Linked DNA regions of Homo sapiens: region 2 is linked to region 1. The links are chromatin loops, found by intact Hi-C in ENCODE. Cell type or tissue: Calu3. All regions are shown on one strand. Each heading gives the region's core, and the rest is flanking DNA. Links, peaks and the distances in the headings are about the cores only.

Evidence for each region. A loop is a pair of places that touch in the nucleus more often than their neighbours do. Peaks named below come from ENCODE experiments on the same cell type or tissue, not always from the same donor. Only the 100,000 strongest peaks of a DNase experiment are listed, where the experiment ranks them.
Region 2: it touches region 1 in a loop (4-fold over the local background); 5 of 110 quality-filtered maps call a loop at or near these places.

What each region holds. Positions count from the first base shown.
Region 1 is chr17:55,826,232-55,829,148 of GRCh38, forward strand. It overlaps a transcript of PCTP not described here. Among named protein-coding and RNA genes, the nearest start is that of PCTP, 77 kb to the left of the region's middle. In Calu3, for the core only: no CTCF peak of the experiment used is centred there; no DNase peak of the experiment used is centred there.
Region 2 is chr17:55,606,575-55,609,491 of GRCh38, forward strand. No RefSeq gene overlaps it. Among named protein-coding and RNA genes, the nearest start is that of SMIM36, 97 kb to the left of the region's middle. In Calu3, for the core only: no CTCF peak of the experiment used is centred there; a DNase peak (open chromatin) is centred at 1,267.

The DNA of each region.
Region 1 (2,917 bases), core at 103-2,602:
TTCAAGAACATCCTCATGTGGCCTCCTCTGGAGCAGGTACAGAAAAGCTGGGAAGGTACAGAAGTACTTGAGTGTAAAGGCTTAGCAGGTTTTGGACGCACAAGCAAATCCATATCTAGAGCAGGGTTGCCAGAAACAGATGGTAACTCTAGGGTGCTAATTTCATCCCCTTCCCTCATCTGAAGAAACGCCATGCTTCATGAGAGTATCCATCTCCGAAGGATTAAAAAGATAAGAAAAAAAAAAAAAAGAAGGTGATCTGATCTAAGCCTGGCACCAGCAGTCCCCTTAGGTATATGGAGGAAAGAACACTGAAGTTGGTGAAAAGGATATAGTTCGGGATTTCTGTTGCCTTGGGATTTGGGCTACAGCCATAACGCTAAAGACATGAGGCAAAGCGTATTTAGTTTTCTTCATTGGCATCAAAGAACCTTCCCAGATGCCTTTGCAGTTAGATGGCTCATGAAATCTTGGCCAAGTTCCGGCCAATGGAAACGATGTAAGCCTGTCTAGGTTTGGGCTCTGAGACATCCTACGTGATCCTTCACATGCTCTTTCTTCTTTCCCCTGAGGGCTACATGTGGAGTATTCATAGGGTAATTCTGAATCCAATTTGGAGCCTTGAAAAATTACTTGGTGCAAACACTCTTCTCTCTCCAACACACACCAGCCCCTCATTGGACTGGGTTGTGAATAAGAAAAATGCCACTAAGATTTTTTGTTTGTTGTTTATTATAGCATTTCATGTAATTTAACCTGTTAATATACAACAACAGATACAAAAGATACCTACTGTGGTAAACAGCCAAAAAAAAAAAAAAAATGGCCAGAATTCTTTATTGCTCCTTGTATCCAAGCTCGTTGCAATTTGACTTTGCACTTTGTCTCACTAGGGAGGCAAAGTCTATTTCCCTGCACTTTGAGTCTGAGCTAACCTGTGACTTCTTTCATGCAAGTAGTAGCCGTGTGCCACTTAGGAGTCTAGGTCTCCAGAGGCTTTGCATGCTTCTGCCACTCATTTAGAATCCTGCTCAGCCCCAGTGACAACAAGCCTTGACCTGCTGGATAAGGAGGGACATGAGGTCAAGACACCCCAGCCAACCACCAGCTAATGCCATCCTAGTTCAATGTTCAGCCAGCCTCCTGCCACTGACCACAGCTGACCACTGAAGCATAAGTAAGCTCAGCTAAATTCAGTTAAGCCTGGCCCACAGAAACAAGAATGCTCAGCTGATGGCATGGTGTGTTTTAATACTTATTATTTACGCTACTGGATTTTGGGGAAGCTTGTTACACAGCGTTAGCTGAAACACCTATATTTTAAAAAGACCTACTGCTCATAACCCAGCAGGACTTACTAAGAGGCTAGCAGAACTTGTTTTGTTGTTATCAACCTACCACAGTCTCCAAAATTGGAACATTCCCCGTTAGAGGAGACATCACTGGGATCAGGGGTTAGAGGGGTTAGAGCATCCCATGTTCCTGGTAAGAACTTACTCCATTCTGCCTCTCTGGGAAAAGATTACAGGTGTTTTCTTTTTTCAGTGAAAGTCCAGGCTAATTAAGGGAAGCGCTGAGAAAACCACTTGTAGAAATCGGTGGGAGTCAGAGAGAGGACCTGCAGGAATTGGGGCTTAGCTTATCCCTCCCTGACGAGAAGCTTATTAGGATGCAGGTCCTGTAAAACCACTGTTACTCCCAGCAAAGCAAGCATGATGGAGTAGTTTTTGATAGAGCTGAATTTTATGCTATTTGCGTTCAAGGGTGTATATTAATATAGTGCCTGGTACTGCTTCTCACTTGGAAAATTTTGAAGGCAGGAAACTTTCTAGGGGCACTCTGGGGTGGGAAGCAAAGGAACAGAAAATTGGTATGCTAAACCCTTCTATAACTAATTGGAGAAGCAAGGAGCTGTAAGTTTCCTACGTGAGAAAGGAATAGGTAATTGGATTGGAACATTTTGGCAGAACAGTGTCTGTATTAGCCTCCTAGGGCTGCTGTAACAAAGTACTACAAATTGGGTGGCTTAAAACAACAACAATGTGTTCTCTCACAGTTTTGGGGGCTGGGCATCTGAAACCGAGGTGTCAGCAGGGCTGTATTCCCACTGAATCCTTCAGCAGAGGACCCTTGCCTGCCTCTTCCAGTTTCTGCCTGCACAGACGTTCCCGGCTTGTGGCAGCATCACTCCAACCTCTGCCTTCATCTTAATATGGCTGTCTTCCCCCTCTGTTCTGTGCTTTCACATGGCATTCTCTTCTCTTTGTATGTCTATTTCCAAATCTCCTCTTTTTATGACACCAGTCATTGGATTAGGACCCACTCTAATGACCTCATCTTAACTTGATGACATCTAGAAAAACTCTGTTTCCAGGTAAAGTCACATTCACAGGTATGGAGATTAGGACTTCAATGTGTCTTTGTGCGGGGGAGGGTGGGAAGCAATTTAACCCAAAACAGTGCCCAAAAGGGCTGGCTTCTGGGTGATGGAGCCCAGTAGTAAGAGCTGTAGACAATAGCAGAAGATGGGGGAGGGGGCAAGATGAGAGCGTGCAGCAGTGGCGGGCCTACTGAAAAGTGGGCACGAATCACTTTAAGGAAACCGATATTTGGACTTCTGCTTCCCAATGGGCATAACAGCCAAGGGAGTGCCGGATATGGCCCCAGTCAGGAAAAAGAGCTTCTTGCTCCTTTCCCTCAAGGGCTTCTTCCCAGTCCCCCCTACATGTTAAAAACGGAAGAGATGCAGAAGGAGAAAGTGTCCCAGGAACAAAGGAGCAGACACCTGTAATAATCATCACTGAGGACCACAGCCATGGGGAAAGCTAGCACCAGAGAGAGAAGAGGAGACAGTGGGGCTGAGTTCAAGATGAGATTGATAGTTAAGCCAGACTTTGTGAAACCTGAGTGGATATAC
Region 2 (2,917 bases), core at 140-2,639, 220 kb before region 1:
GTTATGGACTCCTCAGATCTCTGTACATAGCAACCAGGGCATGAGGTGAGCTGGTCTCTTCCCATTAAACATGATGCCATCAAGCTGTTCCTGTCAGTTACTGCCACTAAAATTACAGCTGTTGGTCACCCCTTAGTGGAAAGAGGCAATCTCCTCCCTCCTCTTCCTTCGTCAGTTACTACCACTAAAATTACAGCTGTTGGTCAGCACTTAGTAGAAAGAGGCAACCTCCTCCTTCCTCCTGCTTCTTAAAAATAACATGCCTTTCACTCAATCCCTACTAGAAAATGCACATACCAACCCAGAGAAAGTTAAGCCAAGAACCCCAGCAGGCTGAGTTTTGAACCTGAGGACACACTTGCCAGGCTCTCAGGGACTCAGCTTGAGCCTCCATGCTTCCCACCCTCCCACTACAGCTGTCTCACAGTTTGGGCTCTGAGATAAGAGGTGTTTCATCCGTCAAAGAAGAAAAGTCCATCAGGAAAAAAAAAACCCACAACAATCCCATAAGTCATGGAGGAAAGAGAGAGACAGGTGTGTGTGTGTGTGTGTGTGTGCGCGTGCATGTGTGTGTGCCCCCATGCATGCTCATGTGTGCACACACATGGGGTTCTTATATGTACATTTAATGGGCATACATGAATTTTTGTGTGCATGTGTCATGCAGGTAGTGTGTTGACAATCAGAACTTAACTCCTTTTTCTTTTCTTTTTTCTTTTTTTTTTTCTGAGATGGAGTCTTGTTCTGTCACCAGGCTGGAGTGCAGTGGCGTGATCTCGGCTCACTGCAGCCTCTGACTCCCTGGTTCAAGCAATTCTCCTGCCTCTGCCTCCCGAGTAGCTAGGATTACATGTGCCTGCCACCACGCCCAGCTAATTTTTTGTATTTTTAGTGGAGACAAGGTTTCACTATGTTGGCCAGGATGGTCTCAATCTCCTGACCTTGTGAACCGCCTGCCTCGGCCTCCCAAAGTGATGGGATTACAGGTGTGAGCCACCACGCCTGGTCCTTTACTCCATTTTCCTCTAATTTTCCTATCCACAGCCTCCTTTTCCTTACCCTAAGGTAACCTTTTAAAATTTATTTGCTTCACTTTATCTATCTTTATGTGTATGTGTGCAGCAAGAAACTGAACAGAATTTTGGCAAAGAGGGTTGTTTGTAGATGTGAATATTTCCTCTTGGCTTGGTGGAGGTCTTTTTCCTGGAAGCCACTTCCTGGGGCTTACGTGGGGGAGAGGACACAGTCTTCTGTTGAATTTACAAACACTGCTTCCCTGGCCACCTGCCCACCCTTGATGAGAAGGTTGTGTGCTCTGTATGAGGAAGAATGACTTGAGGCAGCCTGTTAATCCTACCTAAGTAAACAGAATAGTAAGTGGGAAATGACAGTGGCTTTTGACTATCTTTTTAAATAAACTAAACCCAAGTGCCTATTTATTTCAAAGCTTCCTCCATTTAACAATGTCTTAGAAACATCTCTCAGATTTCATCTCATGATTCTTCTTTAATGACTCACTGATACAATCATATTAACCCAAGTTCCAATCTCCTTCTATCTGGAAGCATTACATGAGATTTTAGAGTCATACGGACTCAAATATTGAATTGGATTACTAGCCATGTAATCTGTAATGAGATAATTATTTCTCAGTTGCCTCATATGGAAAAAGGAGATAATAGGAAGATAATAGTGATAACTACCTAATAGGGTTATTTTACAGATTAAATGAAACCAATCTTGTAAAGCTTTTAATAGAGATACTTTTCATATAGTAAATCTCTTTAACTATTTTTATCTTTTCTCTCTGCTCCTAGCTATTATCTGTGCCAATTATGTCAATCTTCTCTCTCCTGCTTTCCTACTGTATTGGCTTCTCAGGGCTGCCATAAGAAAATATCACCAATTGGGTGGCTTAAAGCAACAGAATTTTTCCCTCACTGTTTTGGAGGCTAGACATTTGACATCAAAGTGTCATCAGGGCCCTGCTCCTTCTGAAGTTTCTAGGGAAGAATTCATCCTTACCTCCTCCAGCTTCTGGGGCTTCCGGCAGTTCTTGGCTTGTGGCAGCATAATCCCAAGCTTTATCTGTCTCCACATGGCCTTCTCTCTTGTCGCTGTGGCCTCTCCTCTTCCTGTAAAGACCCCAGTTATTGGATTTACAGTGCATTCTAAATCTGGTATGGGGCTGGGCATGGTGGCTCATGCCTGTAATCCCAGCACTTTGGGAGGGCAAGGCGGGAGGATCACTTGAGGTCAGGAGTTGGAGACCAGCCTGGCCAACATGGTGAAAACCCATCTCTACTAAAAATACAAAAAAGAAAAAAATTAGCCAAGCATGGTGGTGAGCACCTGTAATCCCAGCTACCTGGGAGGCTGGGTCATGAGAATGGCTTGAACCCGGGAGGTGGAGATTGTAGTGAGCCAAGATCATGCCACTGCATTCCAGCCTAGGTGGCAGGGTGAGACTCCATCTCAACAAAAACAAACAAGCAAACAAACAAATAAAAAAAAGAAATAAATCCAATATGATATTATCTTGTGATCCTTCACTTGCAAAGGTCCTATTTCCACATAGGGTCACATTCTGAGTTTCTGCGTAGACATGAATTTTTTGCGGGATGTTGGGGGGACTATGCTCACTTTTCTTCATCCTCACTGCCATGACTTAGAGCAATATTCACCTGTGTGACTCTACTACCCTGTGAACTGATCTGACATTTCTCTGGTCTCACTCATATCCATTCTCCACATTGCTTCCAGAGAGGTCTTTTAAAAGTACAGACATATCTAATCAAGGGTACCTTTTTCTCAAAAACCTCTAAAAGCTCCTGGTTGTCTTTAGGGTAAAATTAAACATCTTAGCATTCAAGGCTCTTCACAAGTTGGTCCCAAACTGCTTTTCTAACCTAATATC